Linked DNA regions of Homo sapiens: region 1 is linked to region 2. A link is a loop called in an ENCODE intact Hi-C map of the cell type or tissue named here. Cell type or tissue: heart left ventricle. All regions are shown on one strand. Links, peaks and the distances in the headings refer to the core of each region. The heading gives the core; the rest is flanking DNA. Region 1 overlaps LOC107984195 (a long non-coding RNA gene). Region 2 holds the start of LINC02660 (long intergenic non-protein coding RNA 2660).

Region 1 (16,112 bases), core at 5,199-13,198, 170 kb after region 2:
GTCCTTACTCTTAATCCAGATAAGTCTGAGGCTCAACTCCCACCTTCAAGCGTCTTAACCATTGACTCTCCATCCTGAAGAATTCTTCAAAAGAAGCTGAAACCTCCCTGAGAAGTTCAATTTTATTTTCAGAGAATACTGGCCATTATAGAAGGTCCTTCCTTGTATTAGCCAGAAAATCTATTTGTGCACAGCCTGAGCTATTCCTCCCAGTTCTGTTTTGTGGCCCCAGAACAAGCAGGGTTCATCGTTGTCATGGCAAATTGCTGGCTATCTGAAGTTAGGTATCAGGTGCCTCTAAACTTCTCTTTCTGAGATCAAAGACTTAGACTTTCTTTAGTCATCTTGTGCCATACACTCCCTTGTCCTCTCTTTAGTTCTGTTTTTCTCTGAACAGGTCCCAGAGCCAGGGTTCTGATTCGATTGTCTGCTCAGAAATGAACATGATCTTTGGTTGGCTGTCTGAGTGGCACTCAGTGGCCCAGACATCTCCTGTCTTGTTCTGCTTCCATATTTCCATTAATCTAACTCTGGCTTATATCGAGTGTTTTGGTGTACGTATCTCAAAGCTGACTTAAACTGAATTTGGAATGATTGCAGTCTAACCCAGACAGATACGACTGTTAAAACTACTGAACAGAGGCACTCTGGCTGGAGTCCGAGAGGCAAGCCTCATGGCACAGGCGGCAATGCCAGCTGCTTGCATGCGACAATAGCAACTTCCTCACTTAATCCTCAGCCTCCAAGCTCTATTCCTACCTAACGGCCCAAACAGGCTGGGAGAGGGTGGTCAGATAGAACTTTCTGCGTGAATGGAAATTTTCCCTATCTGTGCTTTCCCATATGGGAGCCACTTGCCACATATGTCTCTGGGACACTAGAAATGAGAAAAATGTGACCGAGACAGTAAAACTTTAAAATCTTTAAAAAATTGTTTTCAATAGCCATCGGTGGTTAGTTGTTAGTGTGTTGGGCAGCGCAGGTATATAAAGCCACTCCATCACCAAAACAGAAGTAGGGGTGGTAGGAATGTTGGAGAAAGACGGGGGGAGAGAGAGAGAGGAAGAGAGAGAGAGAGAGACAGACAGACAATAAGAGAAAAAGAGAAAGAAAAATCAAGTGTTTCTGAGATAATCGGTTGCAGGGCAACTTGTAGAACAAACATTGGAAGAGAAAGAATCTTTCACTCTCCAGTATTATACAGATCTTACTGGCAAATTAGGAAAAGCATCCATGTAAATATTCAAGTAGAATTGGTAAGAAAAATGAGCTCCTGGCCAGGCACAGTGGCTCTTGCCTGTAACCCCGGTATTTTCGGAGGCCATGGCAAGTGGATCACTTGAGGTCAGGAGTTTGAGACCAGCCTGGCTAACATGATGAAATCCCATCCCTACTAAAAATTAAAAAAAAAAAATTAGCTGGCGTGATTGTGCATGCCTGTACTTCCAGCTACTCAGAAGGCTCAGGTGGGAGAATCGCCTGAACCTGGAAGGTGGAGGTTGCAGTGAGCCGAGATTGTACTACTGCACCCCAGCCTGGGCAACAGAGCAAGACTCTGTCTCAAAAAAGAAGGAAAGAAAAAGAGAGAGAGAAAGAGAGAGAGAAAGAAAGAGAGAAACAGAGAAATAGAAAGAAAGAAAAAAGAGAGCAAGAAAGAAATAGAGAAATAGAAAGAGAGAGAAGAAAGAAAGAAAGAAAAAGAAAGAAAAAAAGAAAGAAAGAAAGAAAGAAAGAAAGAAAGAAAGAAAGAAAGAAAGAAAGAAAGAAAGAAAGAGAAAGAAAGAGGAAAAGGAAAGGAAAGGTGGGGGGAGGGGAGGGGAGGGGACAGAAGGGAAGGGAAGGGAAGGGACTCCTAAAATGAGAAAGAAGCTGGAGCTCCCTTCTGATTAAAACACCTGCCCCAGGGCAGAAGCTGTGGCCACCTTGATGCAGGCTGCACCCAGCAAAAGACACCCAGGGGCCTGGAGACAGAGCTGAGCAGTTGGAGGCTTTTGGAGGAACAGGCAGGTGTGTTCCCCTTCCTTGACCTATTTAGGAGACTCCCCTTCCTCTAATGAGGAGAAGGACTAAGGGGAAAGTGTATCTAGGCAGGACTCACTATTTGCCTGGCACTGGGCTGGCTGCTTACAAAGATTCTTCATTTCTATCCTGGAGTAATCGATTATCCCCAATTCACAGATATTGGAATTATTTATCCAAAAGATGAAGAAACAGTGATAACACAACAATAATAATAATTAACATTTAACTATAATTGAATGTATATTATGTGACACACACTAAACACTTCACACCCATATTTATTTTTCACAGAGATATTTTCATTAAGCAGTATTATAATTTTACAGATGAGAATAAGTGGAAACTAATTGTCTCATGGCATGTACATATTACATAGCAGAACCTCAATTTTAACTCAGATTTATTTAACTCTAAACTTAAATTGCATATACGTGTGTGTGTATATATATATATATATATATATATATATATATATATATACGATGCTATCTATAATGTCCATAATATCGGCCTTAATATATCATATATTACATGTATGCATAGAACCACATGTGTATGTATAAATATATACATTTACATATATATTATATGTCTTTAACTGGGGAAAGTTTTTTGGTTGGCAATAATGTTTTCTAAAAGAGAAGCCATCTTTCTGTATAAAAATGTGATGATCAGTAAAATCATGTCCGAGACCTTGAACAGGGTCTGAGCACAGCTGTAGAAAGTGTATTATGTACGTGTACGTGCAGTACTGTACCACATAGCACAGTTTGAGTCCAAGAGGGACGGCATATACAAGAGTGGTTCCATATGATTCTAATACTGTATTTTTACTGTACCTTTTCTATGTCTAGATATGTTTAGACACACACATCCTCACCATTGAGTGACAGTTGCCTGCTGTATTCACTACAGTTGCATGCTGTGCAGGTTTGTAGCCAGGGACAAGAGCCCAGGTAAGGCTGTTGTAGGCTCCTTCTATGGTGTTCCCACAGCAATGAAATCACCTAATGACACATTTTGCAGAACTCATCTCTCCTATCTCTGTTGTCAAGCAATGCATGATGGTATATATTTTTTTCGTTCAGAAATTGGTCGCTAATTAACACATTTTTTTTTTCTTACCAAACTTGAACTCCATAAGATAAAATAGAAAGATGTTTTTCACTTGGTCAGCATCCATTCTTCCATGTTTAACTCTTTTTTTTTTTTTCTTTTGAGATGGAGTCTCACTCTATCACTCAGGCTGTTTAGTGGTGCGATATCGGCTCACTGCAACCTCTGCTTCCTAGATTCAAGTGATTCTCCTGCCTCAGCCTCCCAAGTAGCTGGGATTACAGGGGCCCACCACCATGCCTGGTTAATTTTTAGTAGAGACGAGGTTTTACCATGTTGGCCAGGCTGGTCCCGATCTCCAATGTTTAACTTCTTATTCAGTCTTTGAACTTCCTCTCCAGACAATGGCTATAGCTGACAGTCATCCAGTATGTCACTGCTGGAGTACCGGAATATCAGTGGATGTTCTTGTTTTGCTACTTTAAGTGAGGTCTTAAATACCAAGCCTCAGAATCAGAGATGAAGGAAATTTTAGAGACTCGACCTAATTCCATAATTTAGAGACGAGGAGGCTGAAGTCCTTTAGTGTGAAATGATTTACTAGACCTCAATAGCTCATATGGTGAGGGTAGGATTTTATGATATAATTAATTTTCTAGCTGTTGGTGCAGATTCTTATATAATTTATGGTTGATTTTCATTTCCTGGTACAATTTTATTTTCTTCCTCTGTACAAAAAAAATTTAAAGAAAAATACTTTGTGGATAATAATAATACAATTTTTGTAAAAACAGGAAACTTAAATGTGACACTCTTTGCAAGGATGGAGTAAACAGGAAGTGAATAAAGTGAGTTGCAATTTGAATTACAAAAATCTCTCATCTTTGGTCACTAATGTACAGTTCAGAGCCAACATTCTTCGCTACCAATGAAAAGCTGTAATAATCATGGTGAACATAGCCTCTGTGATTTGTTGAGCACTTATTCTGTGAACATCTGTGCATCTGTTTGCTAGGCTGTTGTAACAAGGCACCAGAGATTGGGCGACTGAAACAACAGAAATCTATTTCCTGACAATGCTAGAAGCTGGAAGTCTGAGATCGAGGTGTCGGCAGGGTTGTGTCCTCCTGAGGCCTCTCTCCTTGGCTTACAGACAGCCATACTCTCCCTATATCTTCGGGTCATCTTCCCTCCACGTGTGTCTGATATCCTGATCTCTTCTTCTTACTAGGATACCAGCCATGTTGCATTAAGGCCCACCCCATCGCCCTGATTTTACCTTAATTACCTCTTTAAAGACGGTATCTCCAAATACAGTCACTTTGTGAGGTCCTGATGACCTCCTTCAACCCAGGAATTTGGGGAGGACACAGTTCAACCCATAATAGGCTATATATATCTAGCATGTATAATTTTTATGATAGAGCAGGGAGAAATGTAATGTCCTCATTTTACAGAAATATGAATTCAGAGAGATTAGTGACATGCTCAAGAGCAAACATTCTTTTGAATGAAGTGAGGTTTATGTATTATATTGTCACCCTTAGGTTTCCAAATCCTTACTTTTTCCACTATATCTGCAACACCACCTTTCTGACTGGAAAGAAAAGAGGCAGGGATTATATCACAGTGGCTTAGGCCTGTAATCCCAGAACTAGGAGGCTGAGATGGGTGGATCACCTGAGGCCAGGAGTTCGAGACCAGCCTGACCAACATAGTGAAACCCTGTCTCTACTAAAAACACAAAATTAGCCAGGTATGCATGCCTGTAATCCCAGCTACTTGGGAGGCTGAGGTAGGAGGATCACTTGAACCCGGGAGGCGGAGGTTGCAGTGAGCCGAGATTGCACCACTGCACTCCAGCCTGGGCAACAAGAGTGAAACTCCATCTGAAAAAGAAGAAAAAAAAAAAGGAGTGCTCTCAGTGGACTTTATCTGATCCTTTTAAGTGAGAACCATCATTTAAGGGATGTTCCCATACTCCCCACAACCTCAGGAGCAGATACCCCTCTAGTTAGAAGTAGAACTCTGGAAACTTTGTATGTATTTTAGTTTTCCAAATACATGTGTTTGGAGTTAGTAGTAAACCCTTGCAGTGTGTGTGGTGAGTGTGTTTGTGTTGGTGGGTGTATAGTGTTGTCTGTGTGAGTCTCCCTGCAAATCAGTGGCTGTGTGGATAAGTCAAAGCGGTCTCCTCCCTCATGCCGTGGGAGAGGCAACTAATGACCTCATGACGACTTCCAATCCTGTTTTGTGTCAAAGCCTTTAGGATCTAGCCAGTGACTGCTACATAGAAGGCAGTCTAGAGATTTGGCCAGAATCGCAGCAAAACCCAGGCCAAGAGTGTGGAGAGGGAGCAAGCCCACTCGAGCTGTGGCCCTGCCTTGCTTATGAAGTGACCTCAGATCACTGCTGCTCTCTGGTCCTCCACTTCCTAATGTGTAATTAAGGAAGTCACACAGTGCAACCTCTATCTTTAAGATCTAAAAAATTTGAGTTTTCTTGTGATGAACAGCATTCCAATCCCACTTACACAGAAAAAAAAAAAAAAAGCTCTGGCTTTAAAAATAAAACATCCAAAAAATTAAGACTAGAAAGATGATATTTAAGAGTAGTATTTTATTACTTTGAAAACATCTGGTATGAATTTGAAATTTCATTTTAAAATTTTTAATAGATTCCTCATTCTGTTTCTAGAAAATAGGTTAAAGTGAGTTGTTATGAAACCATGTTTCTAATTTTTATTTCAGATTCTATATTTCAACTAAAGCTCGCACTTGGGTGAAATCTTTCAACATATCTTTTGTTTAAGAAAAGTCAGAACAAGAATTTCCAAGGTACTGCTTATTTATTATAGAAAACTTAGAAAATATAGAGAAATGTACAGAAGAAAACAAATTCTCTCAAAATCTCAATTCATAGAGATACATACAAGGCATTTTTTAATGTATGTAATTTGTAATTTGTGTGTGTATGTGTGTAACAGGGTCTCATTCTGTCCCCCAAGCTGTAGTGCGGTGACGTGATCACGACTCACTGCAGCCTTGACCTCCTGGGCTTAGGTGATCCTCCCATCTCAGCCTCCTGAATAGCTGCAACTACAGGCATGAGCCACCATGCCAGGTTAATTTTGTATTTTTTGTAGAGATGGGGTTTCGTTATGTTGTCCACGCTGGTCTCGAACTCCTGGGCTCAAGTCATCCATCCACCTTGGCCTCCCAAGTTACAGGGATTACAGGCATGAGCCTCTGTGCCTAGCCATGATGTATGTAATTTGTAAGGTGAGATAACTGTCTTGTTGTTTTGCTTTGTCATCTATGTTTATATTGTTCTCTGTAAATCCTCCACTGGAAAAGTTTTTCCATCCAGACCTGAGTCTCATGAGCTACGGCTAAGATGTAATCACTCCCAAAGAAACATGCACTCTCAACAACATTTTTGACATACTTGATTGTTTACCATTGCTTTGCATGGAGGGGAATGAAATGGACCTTTTAGAATCAACTTGCCCAACAGTGGATCTAGGCCAGGCTGAGAAGAGGGTGCCAAGGCTGACATTTGAGTCTAGACAATGATGTCTCTCAAAATGCATTTTGCCCTGTGATTTTCCCCCAGCTCCTTAGTTTTCTAGCATAATTGATGGCCTTTGTGGGCCATAATCCAAAACCACTACACACAGGAAAAGGGCTGTCAAGCAGCAATAGTATAATAATTCATGCGTTATTATTACCATTTAGAGAAAACACCTATGCAGAATTGCAAGTTGTGATGGGCCCTTGAAAATCAACGTGTGTGCCGAATCCAGGTGGATGCTGTGACCTCACAAAAGCTGTGAAGGTGTGCTATCGCAGAGTGGAGGTGTGGCAAAGTCCAGATTCAAGAAAAGGCTGAAGTCAGCTTGTGTCCCTGACCTGGGATCTCAGCCTTAATCTCATGTTTAGAAGTGAGGCCAGTGCCATTGGCCATTGACATCCAGAAGATAAACTCTCATGGAATGACAGCTGACAAACAGCAGATGCCTTCAGACTGGCAGATTCTTCTATCTTGTGTTAATGCATCTTTATGGGAATTCACAATGTTCTCTAGGCAGGGGTCCAAGTGATAAGCACCAGAGCTTTGAAATAAGATAGTAGAAAGCGGGGTAGGCTGTGCTTTTGAAGTGCATTTTCCTGGCAAACGGAAGATGGCCCTCCTCATTCTGCCAAAGGGAATTCTAAGAGCCAAGATTGCATAAGAGGATTGCATTTTGGATGTTTTTAGGATGTGAGCTGAGGTAGGCTTAGCTCTGGCTCAAGGATTTCAAAGTAACTGACTTGTTTTGTGTACTTTCAGCTCTCTGCAACTCTTGCTGAATTTTGGCATCTTTAGCAGAGCAGGAGCAATCAGCATTGATAAACAGATTTCCTCTTGTATGGGTGCCTTGCCAGTGCAGGGATGTGCAGTGATCTTTCACCCTCTCAGCTTTCCTCTCGATACTGCATTCATCATTTCAAGAGCTTTCAGGAATGTGGGCCGTGCTGACATTTTGTAATGTCTATCAGGAATTGAGATTTTAGGGTAACAACATAAAATGTTCCTAAGGTGAAGGTTTTGTTGTTGTTTTTGTTGTTAATTGCCTACATTATGACAGTTTTGTACTTAATTATCACCACATATCTAGCTGCTTGAAAACTGTTTCTTTTTTAAAAATACAAAGCAATAAAAATATAAACTTAAATTTCTTTAGCTTTAATATATCTTGGTTCACCTCCTCTAATTAATTTGCCATTCAGCTCATTTCATTAATGTATAATAAAATAACAATTTGACATTTGGATAAGTTAGTGAATTTGGGGCTTATGCTTTTCAAAGCTGATACTTGTTTTCTCTTAGGTTTTTATTATTGTATTAGAGCCATATAATAAAGGAAGAAAAAAAAAATAAAAAAATCCATGGGATTAAAGAAGAAATTATGTTGATTAAAATGTGTCATTTGAGCCAGATGTTCTAGAAGGAACTGCATGGGATGTGTCTTTAGAAATGCTCTGTGTCCTCCACTGTGAGAGCAGAAGACGTCTCTGCATAGTCCTCTGTTCAAAACCCAAACTATAGATTGACCAGTACTCTCACATTAAAAAGCAGGGTTTGAAGGATACATTTACCCTCAAAAGGTAACTCGGCACTCAAAATTTATAGATCAGTCTTACCCATGACATAAATCCATGGAGGAATAAAACTTAATTTGTAACTTAGGGGATGCAACATTCAGGTTAAATGTGATAAAAATATGTGATGATGGACTCCCTACAAAGGAACCGGTGAGAAGGTACCCTAGCTACTGAGAAGCATTTTGTGACTAAAGGACCTTATGGGTTATTGATGATTATTTACATTCTACCAGAACTGTTAAAGCCCTGAAAATTACCTTTACACTTTTTTTTTTCTTTTAAGACGAAACCTTGCTGTGTCACCCAGGATGGAGTGCAGTGGCACTATCTCAGCTCACTGCAACCTCTGCCTCCTGATTCAAGCAATTTTCCTGCCTCAAGCAACTCTACTGCCTCTCCAGTAGCTATAATCCCAGCTACTCCTGTAATCCCAAGTAGCTGGGATTACAGGTGCCCGCCACCCGCCATGCCCAGCTAACTTTCTTTTCTTTTTCTTTTTTTTTTTTTTAAGTAGAGACAGGGTTTCTCCATGTGGGCCAGGCTGGTCTCGAAATCCTGGCCTCAAGTGATCTGCCCTTCCTCGGCCTCCCAACATGCTGGGATTACAGGTATGATCCACCATGCCTGGCCTCTTTACACTTATTTTTAATTATAATTACACTAAGAAATCACCATGACTCCCACTTATTAAGCTATTTTTATAAGCCATATAGTGTGTTAAACACTTTACATGTGTTCTTACTTAACTGTTGCCCCAACTCCATGGAGTCGATATTAGTTACCGCATTTCAGTATTATAAACACTGAAACTGAGTTTCGGAGGGAGTAAATAACTTCCCCTTCCGTGTGCAATCAGAGGTAGTGCTAGGATTTGATTGAGCCTTATGGCAATCGAAAGCCCATGTTTCTACCTTTCCTAGGCTCTGCCTCCTCTGTCGAAAATTCAAGGCAGGCGGAATGCAGTGCTGCCCCTGACACACACCACAGTAGCGACTCCAGTCTTCATCTGAGATGATGGCACAGGTGACGTCTTACTTGGGATTTTGAATTTTATGCACTATAATGCCTGCACATGATAGAAATAATTGGCATGTTGCAATATTCCCTGAAGGACTGTGGTCCCTTGTCTTCCCCCTATATATAGATCAGGGTCCTTAACAATGCCACTGCATTAGATTTAATTATAATCCAGATATCTATGGACATAAGAAAGATAGTTGTTCATTCACTTTAACCTGCACTAAAGCAATGTTTGTAAATCAAACGATGTCTGGAACCAGACAATTCAGATTATTTGGTAAATATTTTGTATACATTGAATTGAGGGATCTGCAAAAAGAAGGAAGAGGTGACACTTGGACCCCTTCTAACTAATTACATGACAGAATTCATCCATCACATTTCAAAAGCAATACAGAGAAAAGTGCATGATTTACAGCCAGAAAATGACGCATGCCTGGGTTGCAAGAAGCCACAGAGGAAGGGGACAGAATGTGAAGGGAGGGTCTGAGGCCAGAGGAAAGGGATATCACTGACAATGGAATCATTTGGATGGATGACAGGGAGAAAAATGTCATTTTTAACAAAACTGTTCATTTCTCCTTATATCACTTCCTTTCACCCGAGTTTCCCAACATAGAGAGTGATTCCATCCGATTGCCAAGTCCCAGTCAAGACATTTCAATGGTTTTGAAAATTCATTCTCCTTCTTGACTCTTATCCAACCTGGCCACTTTCCCATTTCCAAGCGTGTGAAAGACGTGTCCCCTTCAGCTTGGTGCGGACATAATATTTGCTTTTCTCCAGACCCTCCCAGCAGACCCACAAACCTTCTCCTTCCTAGGAGGCTCCAGGTCGTTATTGTTCAAGCTTTCGTCACTCCCATTCATGAAGCTAAACAATCCCAGCCCCATTCATAAGGCTTCCCAGGAGTTTCTATTTTTACTGCCGCAATTCTCTACATTCTTTCTCACAACCGTGCAAGTCTGTCCCAGGCAACCTCTTTTCTCTCCTGTCCTTGCCCTCCTCCTCCTGTAATCATCCCGTCCCTCTTCTGCCTCCCCCGCTCCCTCATCTCATTCCTTTACTCCTTGTTGGAGCATCGGAGGAACCCCAGCACTACTCCCCTTCCCTAAGCTCACAACGTCTTCTTCTTCTACTCTTATCTCATTTCTCAAACTGCTTTTGTTTCTCAACCAAGATACTCTAGATCATTTAGTAGTGGTGGGTCCATTTCCTTACCTTTTCTGTTTTTTTAATCCAACTAAGTTTGCCAGTCTATGGCTCCCTCTTAGGCATCCCATCATTAAACTCACCAACTCCCTCTCTCAGTGAGTCAAAAATGCATTCAATATCCCTAACTCATCAAGTTGCGTAGATCAGCCTAGCCTAACTTAGATGTGCTCGGGACGCTTACCTTAGCCTACAGGTGAGTAAAATCACCTAATACAAATCCTATTTTATATAAAAACAGGGTTGAATATTTTACGTAGTTTATTGAATGCTGTGCTGATGGTGAAGAACAGAGTGGTTGCATAGGTGTAATCATAAAGTCAAAACATTGTAACTTGAACTGTCACAAGTCAGAAACTGCAACTTTACCATAGTATGCATACAACGCACATAACCATGACCATGCCGACTTTTCTTTCTTTTTTTTTTTTTTTTTTGCAGACAGTGTTTCACTCTTGTTGCCAAGGCTGGAGTGCAGTGGCGCCATCTCATCTCCCTTGCAATCTCTGTCTCCTGGGTTCAAGTGATTCTCCTGCCTCAGCCACCCTAGTAGCTGGGATTACAGGCACCCGCCACCACGCCTGGCTAATTTTTTTTTTCAGTAGAGGTGGGATTTTGGGGTTTCGCCATGTTGTCCAGGCTGGTCTCAAATGCCTGGCCTCAGACATACACCCACCTTGGCCTCCCAAAGTGCTGGGATTACAGAGACCATGATGTTTTTTACTTTCAGCACAGTATTCAATAGATTACATAAAATATTTAACACTTGCTTGTGCTGAATGATTTTGACTAACTGTAGGCTAATCGAAGCGTTTTGAGCATGTTTAAGGTAGGCAAAGCTAAGCTATGATGTTTAGTAGATGAGGTATATCAAATGCATTTTCAACCTAAAATATTTTCAACTAACAATGGATTTATTGTGATGTAACTTTACTGTAAGTTGAGAAGCATATGTACGTGTGTATACAGATACCTATATAGAGAGATATCTATAGATATAAATATATAGACAGATTGATGATAGATAGGTCAATAGAGCAAATCTTGCTTTAGGAAAATCTGAAACATCTTAATATCCCTTGGAAACAAGATGGTGTAGTAAGCTGTTCCGGCATCACTATAAAGAAATATCTGAGGCTGTGTAATTAGTAAGAAAAGAGGTTTAGTTGTCTCATGGTTCTGCTGGCTGTACAGGAAGCATAGGGCTGGCATCAGCTTCTGGGGAGGCCTCAGAAAGCTTCCAATCATGGGGTAAGAAAAAGGGGGAGCAGGTGTCTTACATGGCAGGAATGGGAGCTAGAGGGTAGGGGGAGGTGCCTCTGGATTTAAACAACCGGATCTCACAAGAAATCACTCACTGTTGCAAAAACAGCACCAAGGAGGGATGGTGATAAGCCAATCATAAGAAATCCACCTCCACGATCAGTCACCTCCCACTCATAAGAAATCCACCTCCATGATCAGTCACCTCCCACTCATAAGAAATCCACCTCCACGATCAGTCACCTCCCACTCATAAGAAATCCACCTCCACGATCAGTCACCTCCCACTCATAAGAAATCCACCTCCACGATCAGTCACCTCCCACTCATAAGAAATCCACCTCCATGATCAGTCACCTCCCACCAGGCCCCGCCTCCACGATCAGTCACCTCCCACCAGGCCCCGCCTCCAACACTGAGGATAACAGTTTAACATGAGATTTGGGGGAACGAATATCTAAACTATTTCAATTAATAATGGGCTAATAAAGCCAAGTCAACTCTTATGGGAACATCATCGGACGCTTGTCAAGATATTAGGGAAGAATGCTGAGAGAGGGGGTGGAGCGGGCACACGGAAAGAAACAGAGATGGGAGCACTCTCCACCCTCACAGCACCATGAGGGAAGTAGCCTTGACCTTGATATTCCCACAGGAACTCAGGGTGCTGAGCTTGTATTGCCGACATCATCATTTTTCTGAACAAGCCTGGGTAAGTCTCTACTGCCTGTAAACAAAAGAGGCGTGGCTAGAATGAAAATCATGCTAGGTGAAGAATCGTGATGCAAATTGGCTTTTATGTATTAGGCCAACTTTGTAAAAGATAAGCACACAAGAAAGAAAACTAGAAGCATGGCCAGAAAAGATAGCATCAGTTCCACTAGGGTGGGGGGAATAATGGGAGCTCTCCTCCAATCTTTTCCAAACTTTCTGTATATTAATTTAATAATGAAAATAGTTTTGAAAAGAAGGCACAGTATAAAATCTTGTGAAATCCAACAGTGGAAGTCATTTTCCAGATTGATATATTGTCTGTCATTTTATAGACCAATAAAATGAAGACATCCCCTAGTGCACTTGGATGTCTCTACAAGGCTTTTGGTGTTTGAATATTCAGGGGTACAGAAAAATGTAAGGTGTTAGCAAGCACTGCTCACCGATACTCAGACAGAAACACAAATAAATCATTCTGAAACGATGGCAAAGGGCAGGGTGTGTGACCTTATATTTAAAAAATCTTAATTAAAATAAGTAATATTTCTCTTAAACCAGTAGAAGCATATTTAGAGATTTGAGTGGGATCTGCGTCTTAGAACATCTGTATATGGTGACAAAATAAGAGTCAGTGAAAGAATCAGTTAATTGCTTTATTTGGATTTAATGGGTGTTTTGTTTTTCAGACTCTTTTTTTCTATCAATTAATTTATTGGTTAAGCATTTTATTAAAAGGTTAAAAGTAACTTAATAATTTGTGTTTGGCATTAATTAAAAGTATACTTGGGTCATGCAGCTAATAATCCCATGTATTAGCCTGGACGCACCAATAAGGACACACACATCCCCATTGCCTCCTCTCATTTTTCCGGAGAATGCTCTTCTTTCCTCTCCAGGTTCTACTCCCGCGAGACCCTCATGAAGTCCTGAGGTTGCCTCTCGTGCACGTTCACAGGGAGCTGGAAAGCAGACATACCCCATGAGGCTGGAGGACTTCATCAGTCCCAAGAAACACGTGAGGCCTCTCAGTAGGATGCTGCAGGGCAGAGACCTGGTTCTGTAGCTGACTCCAAGCCTGGCTAAGGAGCCTCTGGGCTGTGGATACACCACCTACAGCTGCTCATCAGGTGCAGGGCACCAGATTCCCAAATTCTGCTGAGGTTTTTACTCTGGTCTGTCACTGACACTGGTGCAGAACTGGTCCTGAACAAAGTCACTGTTTTACTTTGTCAAGGATATTTTCATGCCCGAAATGAGCTCAGGTGCACTTCAAATCTTCTCCCACAGCCACTGTCCCCAGGACACGGGGCTGGATACCCAGGTTGAGAGAGGCTCCAGCACGCCCACACCACGGACCCAAAGCCATCCTACTTCAACCTTCAGGCTTAGGGTGAGGCCCTACTCACTGGGTCCTGTTTCTTTCCACCCCAACTGTGACTCCATTTCAGATGCTTTTGCTCCACCTCGGCCTTTGTGTGAGCCAAATCTGTCCACCTCAGGGAGTTTCCTTAAGTCTGAATTCTCAAGGAAGCCTTTGGGATCTCGATCTTTTCTGCGCAAAATGCCTTAATTTTGGCCGAGTGAGGTGGCTCACGCCTGTAATCCCAGCACTTTGAGAGGCAGGGGCGGGTGGATCATCTGAGGTCGGGAGTTGGAGACCAGCCTGACCAACATGAAGAAACCCCGTCTCTACTAAAAACACAAAATTAGCCAAGCATGTTGGCGCAATGGCTGTAATCCCAGCTACTCGGGAGGCTGAGACAGGAGAATCGCTTGAATCCGGGAGGTGGAGGTTGCCGTGAGCCAAGATCACGCCATTGCATTCCAGCCTGGTGCACTCCAGCCTGGGCAAAAAGAGCAAAACTCCATCTCAAAAAAAAGGCTTAATTTCTTTATGTGAATTACCTCTCCCAGTAACCAGAATTCTAAGCAATTTTCTTGCAGAATAAAATTAAAATTGTATTAATTCACTAAATATTCCAGTCAATCTAAATTGAAGAGGCCAGAAGACCCTGTGGGCGTGTTGTGTGCTTTCCTTGGGCATCCCTCTTACGAACTCTTGGGATGGGACTTATCTTCTTTCCTGGGCACAGCAGACAAAGCGTCTGAATCTGGGGGTGGTCAACCTCCAAGAAGTTAATAATTGCCCTTTAGTGTGAGATTCAGAAAAGCACAGTGCCTGGAGGGACCTAAGAAAGAACGTTTAGTTCCTGCAGACCACTGGGTTCCCGGAGGCCCCTCTACTCCTCCACTGCTTCCTCCCTCCCCCGTTGGGGCTCAACTACTGAGAAGGTTTTGTCACTGTGTTTTAGGCTTGTTTTCTAGAGGAAGCATGCGATACATGGCATTAAAATATTTGTGCCACAATCCAGAAAATTATGAGTTCAATAAACCTTTCAGTATAGCAATTTTCACACCACAAAATAAAAAGAAATGAATTATAAGTGAAAACATGAGGTATTTGGACATAAAGATGGGAACAGTAGACACCAGGGACTAGTAGGGGAGAGAGGGAGGGAGAGAGGCATGGGCTGAAAAACTACCTGTTGGGTAAAGTGCTCACTACCTGGGTCACAGGATCTGTATCCGAAATCTCAGCATCATACAATACACCCATGTAACACACCTGCATGTGTAAATAAAATTGAAAGGAAAAAAAGTAACTACTTAAAGGTGAACTATTAGAACATAACCCAATGATAAGCTGGGACTAACTGCTGTCCACGAAGCATAGAACCATTCATGGACTAGATCATTTTCTTGGTGATGATCTGTCTGAATATTGAGCTACAATACTCATTGGAGGAGATCTTTCAGAAGGCCCTCTGACACAGCCACTAGGTCAGGCTTTTTGAAAAACTGAACTGGGGAACACACTGGATTGGATGCACCCAGCACGTATGCACACATTGTATGACTAGAAAGCAGAATACTATAGCATATAGTTCTTTATTTGAATTGTCGTTTTCCTTGTGAGCATAAATTCTAGGATTACAGGCACAATTTTAAAAGACATCTATCAATATTGGACTGGCATGATCCTCCATGTTTCAGTTTACTCCATATCCTGTTATTAGTTCTGTAATGGTATATATCAAAATTTACAGTGGCCTCATAGGTAGGTGTCCAGCCATTTTCAGAAGTCTTTGTCTTGAAATTCTTGGATGATTTCTAAGATTTAATTTATTTTTAAATGCTTGATTTCCTTCTATGCATATAAATATATATAAATATTGTTTATACATATACATGCGTGTATATATGTGTGCATATTTGTATTTTTATGTACAAACTTATAGACACACACATATACCTTAACTTGAGAGAATGGAGATTTCAGCAGAGAAAATTGTAGAGACATGGCCATGAGACGTGTGTTTATTTGTAAATGACCTTTGATCCCTTCAAATGTAGAGAAACGTAAAGGACATTTGATGGCCATAGACTTGGAAAGATTTTTTTTAAATACAATCATCTTGCTATATTTTGGTCTTTGAAAAAAGTCAATTTTAGCACAATGGAGAAACATATTTGGAAGACATTTAGGCTGTGAAAGCTGAGTTTTGTTGATATTTATGGGCAGAGAAAACTTCCTTTTTGACTATTGTTCTGCAGGGCCAGAGACAGATTGATCAGTTCTAGTGTTTTTGAAGAAAAATTACTCTCTTTGTGGCTGAC
Region 2 (16,112 bases), core at 5,119-13,118:
CCACAGTGACTTCTGAACATGCGAGCTGAAGGTAAATTATTCTTCTGGGTTCAGGCTGACTGTCTCGCTATCTCTTAAAATCTGTGTTGTTACGAACAAACAATCATCTAAGGCATTTATGAGTCGTGAGCTGTAATGTTGTTAAAACTGAATCACAGAGAAAGCATGGAAGACTCAGGCCCTGCGTGCAGCAGATGGGGTCTTAGGTACCCGAAGGGGCCTCGCCTGCCAAGGCTTAGTGTTTGTATATGAAAACATTCCTATGGTAACGGACCGAGTAAACACGAGAAAACAAACCGGCCAAATGTTATCGTTGAAGCTCTTCACTTCCAGAGGGAGGGTTTAGACTCCCTATTTCTCCACAACTTTTGATTACCAAAATGTGCATTCAGCTTTCTCGATTTTGTTTGGAAAGAAATGAATGAACAACAGCAGAAGCAACATCGGGGGAAACACTTGCCAGTGTCCTGAGCAATTCCTTTGGCTTGTTTATAACCAAATACAGCAGCGGGGCAGGAACACCATGACCTCTGCACGCTCAACCTCTCCAGGAATTCTTTTGGAGCCACTGTGACGCGGCACCAGCCTCACTGCACATCTTTGTTCTTTTTGGTGTTTTCTAAACTGAGTTCCTTTTTTTTTTTTAAAAAAAAAAATACCAACGTGTTCAAATTCTATGCATTGTTTTTATGAATGAGGGTTCTTGAAGGAAGCAAAGTTCTCGCAGGGTGATTCAAACGAGGAGCTCTTGGTGGAGACAACTCACAGACTTAACTCTCAGCAGAGTGAGGTGTCAGCACACCTGAAAACATAATTGTCATGTGCTGTCTGGGTCCAAAAGACCCTTTGTATTTGTACATTTTAAACATTTTAAAGTTTTTCTACAGGTAATTTACAGGTGTGAAAAGTAAACTTTTCATTAGAGAAAATGTTCCTGGTGGTCCTTAGAGATATATTTGTGGTGGGCAGACTTCTAAACAGCTGCCGATAACACCCGTCCCCTGATATTCACACCAGCCTTGGGTACCCTAGCCTCTGGAGAGGGGGCTGGACTTAGTGACTTTGTTCTCCCCAGCAGAACTCAGCAAAAGTGAGGGGTCTCATTTCAATTATTAGGTTACAAAACGTGATTGCCCAGGTAGCAGGCTCCACTGCCCTCCTGAGTTGGTGCTTCATGAAGCAAGCTGCCGTGGTGTAGAAAGCTTCCATGGAGAGGCAGGGACCTGAGGGCGGCCTCCAACCAACAGCCTGTGAGCAGCCACGTCTGGCCAACAGCCCTGTGGCTTGGAAGTGACCCCTTCCTGGCTGAGCTATGTGGTGACCACAGCCCAGCTGCTGCTGGCTGCAGCCTGTGGAAGGTTCCAGCCGAGCTGTGCCAGATCTCGGACCCAAAGAAGCTGAGATCATAAAGGTATGTTGTTCTAAGCCACTATGTCCTGGGATAGTTTGTTATACAGTGATGGATAATAATAATTTCAGTCTTATTGAGGCATGCTTCACACACAACAAAGTTCAACCATTTCATGTATATAATTTTTTTCAAAGTTATAGGTAGAATAATAAATGTTAAGAATCAACTCATAAAACACTTCCATCACCCCCCAAAATTTCCTCCTACTTCTTTCTTCAGCCCCTGGTAACTATCACTCAAGGATTCTTGGGCTGAAGAAAGTTAATCTAGAGTATCATCGTCTGAAAGTGTACCATCTGCGATTTCACTTACACATCCATTCTGACTTCACTGGCGTTTAGAGAACTCATCTCCGTCTCTTTGCCTCCATCTTCTGATTAATATGTGTGGATGGTTTTCCACTGTTAGTTTTCTGATTTGTCATTAATAAAAAATAGAAAATAAAAAGTTCTGATTTCTCAACGCTGATCAATGAGAACTACGACATTTCACAAAGATGCTGCTGCCAGTCTTTTTCCGAATCTTCTCGGAAGATTGTGCAATCGTTTGGAAACTGGAAGAAGAAAACTGGAAACTATTACTTGTTTGGCATTTGCATCACCTCGTAGGCCTTCCATATCGCCTCCATCTCCCATTATTTTAGTATTTTTTAGCATTATTGGGAATAATCGCTGAGTAAGGATGAGTGATAATGATATAATCCCTCAGATTAAAAAATAATGAAACATTTTAAGACAGGGGAAAAATAAGACCTCAAAGATTCCGTAATGTATCTTGATTTTATAACAGAACTCAATGAACTTATATGACAATTAGAAGATTAAATACATTTTGTTCTGTTATAAAAATGGTAATTTTTAAAACAGAATCCAATGGACTTATATGACAATGAAAAGATTAAATGTTTTATTGTGTTACAAAAATGGTATTTTTTTTTTTGAAACAGGGCCTCACTCTGTTGCCCAGGCTGGAGTGCAATGGCATGATCATGGCTCTTTGCAGTCTCGACCACTGGGCTTAAGTGATCCTTTCACCTCCACTTCTTGAGTAGCTGGGACCACTGGTGAGTGCCACCACGCCTGGCTCATTTTTAAAGTATTCGTAGAGACAGGGTTTCACTCTGTTGCTCAGGTGGGTCTTGAACTCCTGGGCTCAAACGATGTGCCTGCCTTGGCCTCCCAAAGTGCTAGGATCATAGTCATGAGCCCACCACACCTGGCCAAAAAAAAAAAAAAAAAAAAATGTATTCTTTTTCTTTGCCTTTTGGAAGACCTCTAAGAACAAATAAAAATCATGAGATGTCATTCAAACTACTTTAAAAATATCTCAATACACTAGACCTGGCTCCAGTGTCTCCTGCTGGTGGACGTGATAAAGACACAGTGAGACCCCAGAGACCAGCAAATGGGGAGCCACAGCACCCCAGGACCCAGGGCAACGTAAAGACATGCGTTAGTGAAGGAGCCCAGCCAGAAACAGCACCCTGAGAAAGGCCACCGGGTTCGAGGAACCCAGGAGGAACCCTGTTATCGCCATGAGGCGGTGCCCAAGCAGGGAGGGCACAGGGCAAGAAAACCTGAAGTCGCTCCTCCCTCCCAGACATCTCTACTGTCTTCACTAAGCCAAACTCGTTCAGCTGCCACCTTCCAGGGCCAAGCAGGCAGAGAACGGGGCTGGGCGGTGACGGTGGAGAATAACCTGCACGTGCTTCTGCCCGTTTCCTTTAAATGTCATGTAGCTCAGGCGTTTCCATTTTTAGCACACGTGGACACATGTCAGTCTTTTAAGCTCCTCGAAACAATGAACCATGGATGACCCACATCAGGGAAGAGCTCATGAAGGAGCTGATGTTCCCTCTGTGCCTGGAAGGATTTTAGCACATTTTGCTGCCTGTGAAGCAGAACTTGCACCCGAAAATGTAATGGACCAAATAAGGATAGAAGTTGAGACAAGGTGGGCTGTGTGGGCAGAGGTGGGCTGTCTAACTGGGCAGAGGAAGCAAGGCTTAAAGAGTGATGTGGGCTCAGTCACGCTGGCTCACGCCTGTAATCCCAGCACTTTGGGAGGCCGAGGCGGGCTGATCATTTGAAGTCAGGAGTTCGAGACCAGCCTGGACAACATGATGAAACCCCGTCTCTACAAAAAATACAAAAATCAGCCAGGCATGGTGGCATGCGCCTGCAGTCCCAGCTACTTGGAAGGCTGACGCAGCTGAATTGCTTGTAGTCACAGCTACTGAGGAGGGAGGCAGAGGCTGCAGTGAGCAGAGATCGTGCCATTGCACTCCAGCAGAGTGAGACTCCATCTCAAGAAAAAAGAAGGCCGGGTGCAGTGGCTAACGCCTGTAATCCCAGCACTTTGTGAGGCCAAGGCAGGTGGATCACGAGGTCAGGAGATCGAGACCATCCTGGCTAACATGGTGAAACCCCGTCTCTACTGAAAATACAAAAAATTAGCCAGGCATAGTGGCGGGTCGGTAGTCCCAGCTACTCAAGAGGCTGAGGCAGGAGAAAGGCGTGAACCTGGGAGGCGGAGCTTGCAGTGAGCCGAGATCATGCCACTGCACTCCAGCCTGGGGGACAGAGCAAGACTCCATCTCAAAAAAAAAAAAAAAAAGTGACGTGGTGTGGCCTAGGCTGCGGAAAACATGGTCTGCCTCTTCCAAACTCTTCACTTTTTATCAGGAGAAAGGCTCATTAGCACGAGCTTCCTTTAATGGCTAGCACAAAATAGGTGTTTAATAAATGACCTTGTTGATGAAGAGGATTAATGAACCAAATCCGCATTGTTTTGCTTAATTAGGTATATTTATTTAGGCATGTATTATTAGCAAAACATTTTGGAGATCTGAGGAAATGATCTGGACAATTTTAAGACAGAAATCCTGATATTTAGCTAGCAGTTATTTTAGGTGTAAATAATCAATGATGTTAAGTAGATTCAATTAAATAATTGTTCAAATGTATTTTGCTTCCTTAGACAAAGGGTAGACATAAACTATACCACGTGGCATAGTCTTTTTTGTTCAAAAAGGTAGTCAGTCTGTCTTTGAAAGATCAACTTGACCTAAAATTGTAATTCAGTGTATCTTCATATAAAATTATTAAATTTTTATCTGCAGAATTATTTTCAACAGCATTGATTGCAATAGTTTTGCGATTATGCTTTCCTTTAGATCATAAGCCAATGACTTCTTCCGTCTTACTTTATGCATAATAGAATTGTTATAAGAGAATTAAACCTGAGAGTACTTCCATTATTGGAAGAATTTCTCCTGTCAGCTTTTTGTCAACTGCTTATAAAACTGTAGAAGAAAAATTATTCTTCAATATACGGTTTTCATTATGCATTAGATGCCTTTAATATTCCTAAGTGCCATAATTTCACATATGCCGTGTGTCACCTGGTGTATGTAAACATGAAATTACTTGGAGATTATTGCATAGTTATATCAAAATGCTGAGCAGAAAAAAAAATGACATCCAATATTCACCCAGGGTTTAGACAATACATTTTTGTTTGATGTGAAAGCATTCATAATTTCATCACAGAAGAGCATTTTTCAATGGTGCTCCCAGATTGCCTGTAAAAGATAATTCCTCCCTTGTGGACAGGCTTCTATCTCATGCCCTCCGCGTGCCGCTGGTTTATCTGTGCAGAGAGGGACACCCAAAGGGGGACAGTGAGCCCACTGTGTCTTTTAGAACCCAAAGCGAGTTACTGCAAACCTCAGGCAATTGAAGTGAATATTGGCTAGCTCAAAAGGCTGTGAAGATGACCACCGTATCTATCTGAGTAATTTTTTTCTTCTGTCTCAGTCTTGAAATCAGGCATGGTTATTTTTATTTTCGGTGTATGCAGGCTTAACCTATGTGCTTATATTCACAATGAACTCTTGAATCGGATCCTCTGTGTTTTGCTGGGGAGTATTCATTCCCCACTTGACCTGCTTTGTTGCTCAAAACTTTGTAGCTCATCTTTGCCTTCCCGTCTGTTTATTCTTGGTGTGGGGTTGTCAAGGAGAAATGTTGGAAGGGAGAGAAGGGAGCAGGCATCATAGATGGTATTACAGGCGGCTGGTCTCTCCTCTCTCAGCCAACTATGAGAACTATTTGGGATTGAAGGAGATAAGCTACAGCAAGTCGTTACTTGTCCTGAATGCACGACCTTCTTTCTTTGAGCAAGAGGACAAACCTGGGTAGGGATCTCTATGATGTTTTCTGCGTTGCCCGTGGACGTTCATCTTTCTGATTTGTTAGCTGAAGATGAGGATCTGGAGCAGGAGCTCGGAGTGCCATTGTTCCATGGGCAGATGTGCAGCAGAGATTGTGAGTGGGGTCTGTTGGGGCGGTCAGGGGGCCCTCCTGAGCTGGCCTCTCTCGCCTGCGACTTCACAATGCTTGTTCTGAGTTCAGCGTTTTCACTGGAGAGAGCTACAGCTGGGAAGTGCTGTTTTTTTCTAGGTGCTCTCAGCTGCTATTACCTCTTCTATCTCTTCCTCTGGAAAAATATTAGGGGCCTTTTTGTCTTAACAGAAGAAGAAGTAGATTCATTCATTCTTTTTTTTCTTTTTCTTTTTCTTTTTTTTCAGACAGTCTCGCTCTGTTGCCCAGGCTGAAGTGCAGTGGCACGATCTTGGCTCACTGCAACCTCCACCTCCCTCCCGGGTTCAAGCGATTCTCCTGCTTCAGAATCCTGAGTAGCTGGGATTACAGGCTGTGCCATCATGTCTGGCTAATTTTTGTATTCTTAGTAGAGACGGGCTTCACCATGTTGGCCAGGCTGGTCTCCAACTCCTGACCTCAGGTGGCCCACCAGCCTCGGTCTCCCAAAGTGCTGGGATTACAGGCGTGAGCCACCGCACCCGGCCAATATTCATTCATTCTTTCTCACCTCTTCCTCCGCTCTTTAAGGTTGAGCTTGCCTGGCCCAAGGCACAGAGTTCTGGGAAGGATGGAAGAGAGGGGAAGGGAGAGCACCAACATCACGGACCGCCTTTCACATCAGCGGCAGCAGCAGTAAAACCCCCAGAAAACCTGGGGTAGGCGTGGGGGTCTGTTTAGATCAGCCCTGGAGGCAGCCTCCCATGTCCCTCCTGGACATTTGTTCACCTTCACAGAACCCACTTCTTTCCCATCGTCTGTTCGGATATCTGTTTCCTGCACCGGGCAGGTAGCACAGCACACTCAGGGGTTTCTCTGACTCACCTTGGCAGCCCCAGCCCTCAGCACACTGCCTACCACTTAGTATTTAGAGAACCTATGCCCTTTGAAAAAAGTAGGTAAATAGTAAAATATTATTTTTACCATTGGAACAAACACAATTATATGCTTGATGAAATTCAAACAGTACAAATGCAAGAAAAAAAAGGCTTGTTAGGTACAAATATTGGAAGAAAAGAGCTTGGGGCCAGAAGTGACCCCAGACAGATGGGCTGGGAAAGAAGGGCTTTACAGGGACCTCAGTGGCACACAGGGCCTAGACCCAGAGATGGGGCCTTCTTGACAGGACACCTCTGTCCAAGGGCATGGGTTGCGCTCATGTCTCTGTAACATATTTCAAAAAGGATGCAAAGAAACCCAACTTTTCCGGAGAAAGTGGCAAAAATAATGAAGAGTGGTTGACCAGAAGGCTTAGGGCCCTGGGACTGTGTTGCTAGAGAGTAAGAACCACCTGTCCTTGAGCAAACCAAACTGGCTTTGATCTTCTGCCCTTCTCTGTAGAGGACTGAGCAGGAGGAAATAAGAATTACATGAAGAGCTTCCTAGGGAGCTTCCGGAAGAAAATCTTAGTCCCCTGCCCTGGACACTTTCGCCAGTCAAGGGCAGAAGGTGGCTAAACAATAGGACGGTTGAGTATCCCTTATTCATAGTGCTTAGGACCAGAAGAGTTTTGGATCATGAATTTTTTTGGAGCATTTCAGATTTTCACAGCCGCAGGTAGGGGGACAGGTTGATGAAAGCCCCGCTGTGTCCCGTGATTTGTGACAGATATCTGTTTTCTTCCTCATTCCAATGCATCATCTTGGATTTTGGAATATTTGCATTATACTTATCAGTTGAGCATCACAAATTCAAAAATCCAAAATCTGAAATGCTCCAAATAAGAATTTCCTTTCAGCCTCATGTCGGCATTCAAAAAATTTCAAATTTTGGAGCATTTTGGATGTCAGATTTTCAGACTTGAGGTGCTCAGCCTGTACAGGTTATTCAGGCTCCTGAATTCTGTGATTGCTTTTTTTTTTTTTCTAGAGCAAAGTTCCATAAAGAGCAGATGGAGAGGTGTTGATTAGCAATCAATTAATTAGTTGATATTTATTGGACCCTTAACTCTGTGTCAGGTATGGCTCTAAGGGCTTGTAAAAGCATCAAATCAATTTATCCAGGCCTCATACTGCCCACTCCAGCATGTACTATTATATTATTAGCCCATTTTATAGATGAGGAACCTGAGGAATAGCAGTGTTGAATCACTTGCCCGACGTTGTATTTCTTGAGTATGATTGTAGGTATTAGACGGGGTTCTGAAACAGGGCAAGGATGCAATTGAAATAAAGAAGGAAACAGATACCTGTCACAAGTCACTGGATACAGCTGAGCTTCTATCAACACAACTCAAGTGTGTGCATCTGGTACCTGTCAAGTTAGAGAAATTGGTTGTTGTACAACATGACCTCATAATCAAAATATTGTATCAGAGTGCCTGCTGGTAGCAGATATCCAAACTTCTCTTGTCTCTTGTTCAAGATCAATTGTCTCCTAGCTCATTTGATTCAGTTTGGAGATCATTTGGTTCCATGGACAACCTCTATTGGTGTTATATCTGGGGAAGTGCTTGCCTTGGTCCTGGACTTGATACCACTAAAGCTGATAATGAGAACAGAGTAGGGTTCTATTAGGTGAGAGCAAGGGTTCAGATGGGAGCATGTTAGGAAGCCCCCCATCTCTTCCAGCACTTGCCTCATCCAGCCTTAGCTGGAGCTGCAGATGCACCTGCTGGTGACACTCAAGCACCACCCGGTGTGGCCTGCAAGGCCCTGTCAGGGTGGGCTCTCCTTCCTGTCTTGCCAGCATCGTCACACAGCTATGCCCTGTGTTCATCTGGCAGTGGCATGCTAGCTGCATTTCCAGGCTCAGCTATGTCTCCTCCTGCCTCAGAGCCTCTGCATGCATGTGCTCCTGCCGGGAATTTTCTTGCCCCGGTTCTTCCTGTGGCTGGCTCCCTGCCATCCTCCTCCCTGCCATCCTCTGCTCTATTCAAGTGTCACCTTCTTAGACGTGCCTTTCCTTATAGCCCCCGAGTGATGGCCTCTCCTCCCCAAGTCACACTCTACACTTGCTTTATTTTCTTCTTACCTTGTATTGAAATTTGAAATTGTCAAGTTCACTGATTTACTTGTTTATGATTTGTCACCTTTCACTAAAATGTAGGCTCCATGAAGGCAGAGCCCTACCTCTCCTATTTACTGGTCTATGCTCAAGTCCAGGAATAGTATTTTCTCAATAAATATTTAATGAATTGACAGATGAACTGGTGATGAAGGTTCTAGTTAAAAAACAAAAAAGAAAAGTGGTATTTTGGTAAAAAAAACAAAACAAAATGAAACAAAATAACACAAACAACTCTGATTTGTAGTGTTGGCCAATTTCCATGGTGTAAATATTCTTATCATAGTCATTAGTAGCTTCAAATTTACACCACAGAAATCAGACAATACTACAGCATGCAGTTATTTTCTGTTTGTATTAACAGTTGGGGCCTATTAAACTAGCAGATTTAGGCAAAATGGTGATGTGAGTTTATCCAGGCTGGTGGGGATTTAGAAGTTAAAGATCAATAGCCAGATATGGTGGCACATGCTTGTCATCCCAGCTACTTGGGACGCTGAGGCACGAGAATCGCTTGAGCCTGGGAGGTAGAGGTTGCAGTGAGCTGAGATGGTGCCACTGCACTCCAGCCTGGGTGACAGAGCAAGACTCCATTCCAAAAAATAAATAAAATAAAATAAAACAAACTTAAAGATCAAGAATTGTCAAGAAAAACCAATGTAAAGCATTTCCTGTCATGCTTTCTGTAAGCATTTCATGTAGATGATGTCTTCCAATCTCCCAGGACTCTAGGAGTGAGATATTCTCATTCTCATTTTATAGGTGAGTTACTGAGATTCAGAGAGGCTAGTAACATGCACGTGTTCACATGGTTGGTTAGGAATGATACTGGGATCTCTTTGGAAGCCTTGATACTGGTCCAGTTGATGAAATACTCCCTGGTCTGCCCATATTTATAAAATTTTTATGAGACCTAGATGCTACAGGAGGCCTCCCTCCAACTCCCAGGTAAAGCTATGTGATTTGATTCCATGCTCCAGTTCCAGGGTCCATGAAATTTCTGCTGAGAGGCACAGTTCATCCTGTTAGGCCATGGAGTGTGGTGGGATGGTGGGCAGGTTTGCAAGTGCTGGGGTTATACTGTCTAGGTTTCGAGGCTGATTTCTGACTTACAAGCTGAGTGGTGTTAGGTGAGATTCTCAATGGCTTGGCAGCCTCAGTTTTCTCATTAGTTATATTAAGATAACATTGGCTTCTCCCTCTTAGGATTGGTGTGAGAATGACAGACGTGATTGCATATAAAGTGAATAGCAGTGCCTTTCCTAGACTAACTGCTCAATACATCTAAGCTACTATTTTATTAGAGAATACGCTTTATAGCTTTATTGTGTTCTTGGGCTTTCATCCTAACTGTATGCTTTCTTCAAAATAAAAAAGTTGCCAAATAATTTTTTTTTCATTTTTTTGTATTGCGTCAATGAACCTCAAGTGAAACCTCTTTTCTTTCCATATAAACCAAGACTGATCTCAGAGACAAGCACCACTGTGGTATATATGTCAGTATCCAAAAGGATTTAGACCATTTGGAAACTCTTTGGAAAGCCCTGTTGGAAATACGAAGATGTTGTGGGGCTGTCACTTTAACCCCCGATTCTCAAGAGAATCTTGCGAAGAGTGTCTCTTCTATGGATTTGCAGGGGGTAGGACCATTGCATGGTCTGCATATCTGTTTTTTCCTACATTTCAAAACACAAGGTGCTCTTGTTGTCTCTGTCCTACCAGTGAGGAAGCAGAGGCTTGGTGAAGAGAAAGTAACTTGCTCAAAATCTCATGGCTGCACAGTAAGGGAATTGCTGTGACATGAGACCACGTGCAACCCATGCTTAGACCCAAGGCCCACAGTGCAGAGCCTCTCTGTTAGGTAAATGCTTGCTAGGTGCTTAAAAGGCTGAGTGATTTGTATGTTTGCCAGATCTCTCTTTTGGTCTCATGAACCAATCCCAGAAATATGCATTACTCTCTAGTGATATTTTTTTGTTGTTTTTAGTGGGTAAAGGACTTTAAAAATAATAATAATAATAATAATAATAATAATAATAAACTTTAGGCCAGGCATGGAGAGTCACACTTGTAATCCCAGCACTTTGGGAAGCCGAAGTGGGTGGATAACCTGAGGTCAGGAGTTCGAGACCAGCCTGGTCAACATGGTGAAACCCCATCTCTACTAAAAATATAAAAATTAGCCGGGCGTGGTGACAGGCACCTGTAATCCCAGCTACTCAGGAGGCTGAGGCAGGAGAATCGCTTGAACTCGGGAGGCAGAAGTTGCAGTGAGCCAAGATCGCACCATTGCACTCCAGCCTGGGGAACAAGAGTGAGACTTCGTGTGAAAACAACAACAACAACTAAAACTTTATTGTGTATATCTGAGTTTACAACACAACATTATGGGATACATATAAGTAGTAAAATAGTTACAATAGTGAAGCAGATTAACACATCTATCATCTCACATAGTTACTTTTTCTGTGTGATAAGAGCAGCTAAAATCTACTTAACAAAAACTAACACAATCTAATCTTTTTAGCTTTGGTCTTCATGTTGTACATTAGATATCTAGACTCCTTGTTCATCCTACATACCTGCTATTTTGTATTCTTTGGCCTATATTTCACCACTTCCTCTCCCAACCCCACCCAGCCACTGGTCATCTCAATTTTACTCTCTATCTCTCTGTGTTTTTTTCCCTTATATTCCATATATAAGTGAGATTATGTAACATTTTTCTTTCCGTGTTTGGCTTACTTCACTTAGCACAATGTCCTTTAGGTCCATTCATGTTGTGGCAAATGACAGCATATCCTTATTTTTTAAGAGTGAATAATATTCCATTACATATATATTTATACCACATTTTCTTTATCCATTTGTCCCTTGATGGACACTTTGGTGGATTTCATATCTTGGCCATTGTGAATAATGCTGTAATGAACAAGGGAGTGTAGATGTCTTTATGAAGTGATGAGTTCATCTGCTTTGGGTATATTCCCAGAAGAGGAACTGCTGTTCATATGTTAGTTTTATTCTTAAGTTTTTTAGGCACCTCCACACTGTTTTCAATAGTGGTTGTACCAATCTGCATACACACCAAAAGCGTAATAGGGTTCTCTTTTCTCCACACCCTTGACAACATTTGTTATCGCTTGTCTTTTTCATAATAGCCATCTCATAGTGGTTTTAATTTGCATTTCCTTGATGATTAGTGATGTTTTGCACCCTTTCACATACCTGTTGGCCATTCTTAAGTCTTTTCTGAAGAAACGTTGATTCAGCTCCCTTGCCTGTTTCTAAATTGGGTTATTTGTTTTTCTGCTATTGAATTATAAGAATTCTTTATAAATTTTGGATATTGATTCTTTGTCAAATATATAATTTGCAATTTTTTTTTTCAGTGTGTAGGTTGTCCTTTCATTTTGATGAATGCTTTCTTTGCTGTGCAGAAGCTTTTCAGTTTAATGTGGTCCCATTTATTTATTTTTGCTTTTGTAGCCTGAGCTTTTATGTGATATTTAAAAATCATTTCCAGGGCCAATGTCAAGAAGTTTTCCCTATGTTATTTTCTGAAAGTTTTATGATTTCCAGTCATATATTTAGCTATTTTATCGTTTTGAATTTATTTTCAGTATGGTGTAAGATAAGGGTCCAATTTCATTCTTTTGCATTTAGAGATTCAGTTTTTCCAGGACCTTTTATTGAAGACACCATATTTTCCCCATTGTGTTTTTTTGGCTCCCTTGCCAAAAATTAGTTGACCACATATATTTAGGTTTAGTTCTGGGCTCTCTCCTTTGTTTCACTCGGCTATGTGTCTGCTTTTATGTCAGTGTCATACTGTTTTGATTACTATTGCTTTGTAACATAATTTCTTTTATTTTTTTGAGACAGGATCTTGCTCTGTCACCCGGGCTGGAGTGCAGCGGTGCACTGCAACCTCCACTTCCCGGGCTCAAGCACTTAAGCAGTCTTCCACCTCAGCCTCCGAAGAGTAGCTGGGACCACAGGCACATACCACACCTAGCTAATTTTTGTGGTTTTTTGGTAGAGATGGCATTTCACCATGTTTCCCAGGCTGGTCTCAAACCCCTGGACTCAAGCAATCTGTCTGCCTTGGCCTCCTAAAGTGCTGGGCTTAAAGGCATTAGCCACAGCACCCAGCCTTGTAACAGAATTTTAAATCAGGAATTGTGATGACTCCAACTTTGTTGTTTAGTGATACTTTGTTAAGAAGATATATTGCTTTGTTTTCTTTATTTGCCAAGTTTTAAACACCAAAATTAAACTGCAATAATACATTTTTGAGAATTTGAGGAAAATTTGTTTTATTTTCATACGTGATGGTCTTTGGAAAAGGACCAACTCAATGCCTAGCTTCAAATTTGAAGAAGATAAGCAGGATGCTTGGTGAACTATAAAAAAGTGCTTGGATCCAGCTGAGTTACAAGCATGTCTGTCTTCTAAATAGCTTTGGTTAGCTCACAGAGGTGTAAACTCAGTCCTAACAATGGGTGTTGGTTGCCCCTTTGAAATAGCACCATTTCTCCTGACCTCTGCACATTTGGCTTCATCTTCAAGGACAGAAAATCCTGGAAATCCCAGCGTTGTCTGGCTTCCTTTCTCACTAACCTCTCCAGGCTTTTCAGAAATCCCTCTGCATCGTTCTAAACAGGAAGTTTTGGTAGGCAGTTTTACAAATGGCCCTGTATTATGCAGGATGTCACCTATTGTTATTGGAACAAAGATATTCTGAAATATGGACAAAGGCTTCCAATCTGCCGGGGTCCTGGACCCTTCAGTAGCCTCTCATTGTATCTGGGAAGTGATTGAGTGAATTGGGTCACTCCAAGAATATACCTAAGCTTCAGAAACTCTGCTATTATTAGGATGCCAAAGTGGAGCTACACACAGCACATGCAGTTCACATTTATAGTACTTCTGTTTCCCAATTTGCTCTGTCTAAATACAACACAGTCACTTTCCAAATAAATGGGGTTACCTACATCTGTATACATAAATGAAAAAAAATGACTGGGGATGATCCATATCTCTGTTCTACTGTTAAAGTATTAGGAAAAAAACAAAACATTTATGAATCAAAAGTGCTACTAAAGTTTCTCTTTTGAAAGACTATGCATAAATCATGCACTTCTCAAACTTTTAAGACCTACATCTGCAAGAGCATATATATATAATATTATGTTAAAAAGAAATACTTTCTTATAATAGACTAACTGGCATAGTCAGAAGCTGATTGAGGGGTTTAATTTAGCTGCAAATTTCACTGATGGCTTCTCATTACCAAGTGCAGGAATTTCAGAGTGCAGAATATAGAACAATACACTCTGTTTATAAAGTAAAGCTTACACCCACCAGAAACAGAATTGCATTTAGCAGTATTTTACTTTATCTTAAAAGTAAAATTACTAAAATTGTTTTCCAAATGTTATTTGAGATTATGGATGAAAGAAAACGTGGTCATCGTAAGTTCTCTCCTCTTGTTTCTCAGTGCTGCAGTCCACTGTACACATCAACTATTTAAGAATTTCAGAGTGCAGAATATAGAACAATATACTCTGTTTATAAAGTAAAGCTTACACCCACTGAAACAGAATGGCATTTAGCAGTATTTTGCTTTATCTTAAAAGTAAAATTACTAAAATCGTTTTCCAAATGTTATTTGAGATGATGGCTAGAAGAAAATGTGGTCACTTAAGTTCTCTTCCTCTTGTTTCTCAGTGCTGAGTCCACTGTACACGTCAACTATTTCACACACACCCATTTTTCTCCCTCAATCCACCTTTCCCCTTTGACATTTGGATCATAGCTATCGTAATGTGTGCTGAATTATTTGTTGGGATCATTGGATTATGCCTTGCTGGACAAAATAATTCAAGTTAATTCATAGAGGCAATCTACTTTCAGTATTTATTTATTTAGAGAAAGAGTCTTTCTCTGTCACCTAGGCTGGAGTGCAGTGGTACAATCTCAACTCACTGCAACCTCTGCCTCCCGGGTTCAAACGATTCTCCTGCCTCAGCCTCCCGACTAGCTGGGACTATAGGCACCCACCACCACATCTGGCTAATTTTTGTATTTTTAGTCGAGACGGGGTTTCGCTATGTTGGTCAGTCTGGTCTCGAACTCCTGACCTCAGGTGATCCACCCGCCTTGGCCTCCCAAAGTGCTGGGATTACAGGGGTGAGCCATTGCTTCTGGACTCTTTTTAATTTTATTTTTAAATAGCAGTGACAAATATTTACTCCCTCTTTCTTTTCCTCTCACCTAGTAAGATCTTTTTCTCCATCACGTAACACACGCCCTGTGCTTTGGTGCCTGCACATCCCCATTTCTTTGGCTGCCTTAGGAGACGTGTTCCATCCTCGTCCATTAACCCCTCCCTACCGAAAGGATGTTTCCCAGCAGCCTCCACTTTGATATGATATTCTGGTGTTGCTCTAGACAAGGATACACTTGGGATAGGTTAGAAACATTCCTTTCTGGCTGGGCACAGTGGCTAATGCCTGTAATCCCAGAACTTTGGGAGGCTTAGGTGGGCGGATCACCTGAGGTCGGGAGTTTGAGACCAGCCTTGCCTACATGGCGAAACCCTGTCTCTACTGAAAATACAAAAATTAGCTGGACGTGGTGGTGTGTGCTTGTTGTCCCAGCTACTCGGGAGGCTGAGGCTGAGACAGGCTGAGGCACTTGAACCTGGGCGGTGGAGGTTGCAGTGAGCCAAGATTACGCCATTGCACTCCAACCTGGGAGACCAGAGTGAAACTCCATCTCAAAAAAGAAAAGGAAAGAAAAGAAAAGAGAAGAAAAGAAAATGTTCCTTTTTCTGAATAACCTCCTCCCTCTCTGTATGTAGATGAACCCCCGTCTTGAATTAGGCACCTCATATTCTCTAAGTCATAGGGTCTGTGTGGATTCATGCCATCTAGAACTGATGGCTGATATGGCGATTTCATCTTGTTAGTACACAGCTCTCACCTGCTATTTTTGCTTAAAGAGAAAACTACCCAGCGTTATCAGCCTGAGTACAAAAAAAATTAAAGTGCTATAAAAATACACATTGACTACTTGACAAATCCACGTGTTTCTGGTGTTATTTCAGTTGCATTGCATAAGGATTTAATTAGAAGACCCTTACAAGAACTAAAAGTTATTTCAAAAATAAGGTATTAATTTTCTGTCATGAAATTAAGAACTGATGGATAAATGGATAAGAGGCAGTTTGCATGATTGATAGTGACCCTTTGTGAATATAGCCTGCAGTTTTTGTTTTTATATGATTTCTAAAACATGCTATTTCA

Evidence for each region. Peaks named below come from ENCODE experiments on the same cell type or tissue, not always from the same donor. Only the 100,000 strongest peaks of a DNase experiment are listed, where the experiment ranks them.
Region 1: a loop joins it to region 2, with 2.2 times the contacts of the local background. A loop is called at or near these places in 5 of 110 quality-filtered maps.

What each region holds. Positions count from the first base shown.
Region 1 is chr10:4,076,461-4,092,572 of GRCh38, forward strand. LOC107984195 (a long non-coding RNA gene) reads left to right here. Exons shown (of 10, transcript NR_176060.1): 5 at 2,877-2,978; 6 at 3,873-3,926; 7 at 5,829-5,915; 8 at 6,224-6,359; 9 at 6,816-6,915; 10 at 7,411-7,790. Among named protein-coding and RNA genes, the nearest start is that of MIR6078, 93 kb to the left of the region's middle. RefSeq lists an enhancer at 6,958-7,470. In heart left ventricle, for the core only: no CTCF peak of the experiment used is centred there; no DNase peak of the experiment used is centred there; H3K4me3 peaks cover 830 bases; H3K27ac peaks cover 3,835 bases.
Region 2 is chr10:3,906,438-3,922,549 of GRCh38, forward strand. It overlaps LINC02660 (long intergenic non-protein coding RNA 2660), which reads left to right and starts at 5,586. Exons shown (of 3, transcript NR_183984.1): 1 at 5,586-5,609. RefSeq lists a silencer at 3,107-3,326. In heart left ventricle, for the core only: no CTCF peak of the experiment used is centred there; no DNase peak of the experiment used is centred there; H3K4me3 peaks cover 1,924 bases; H3K27ac peaks cover 2,081 bases.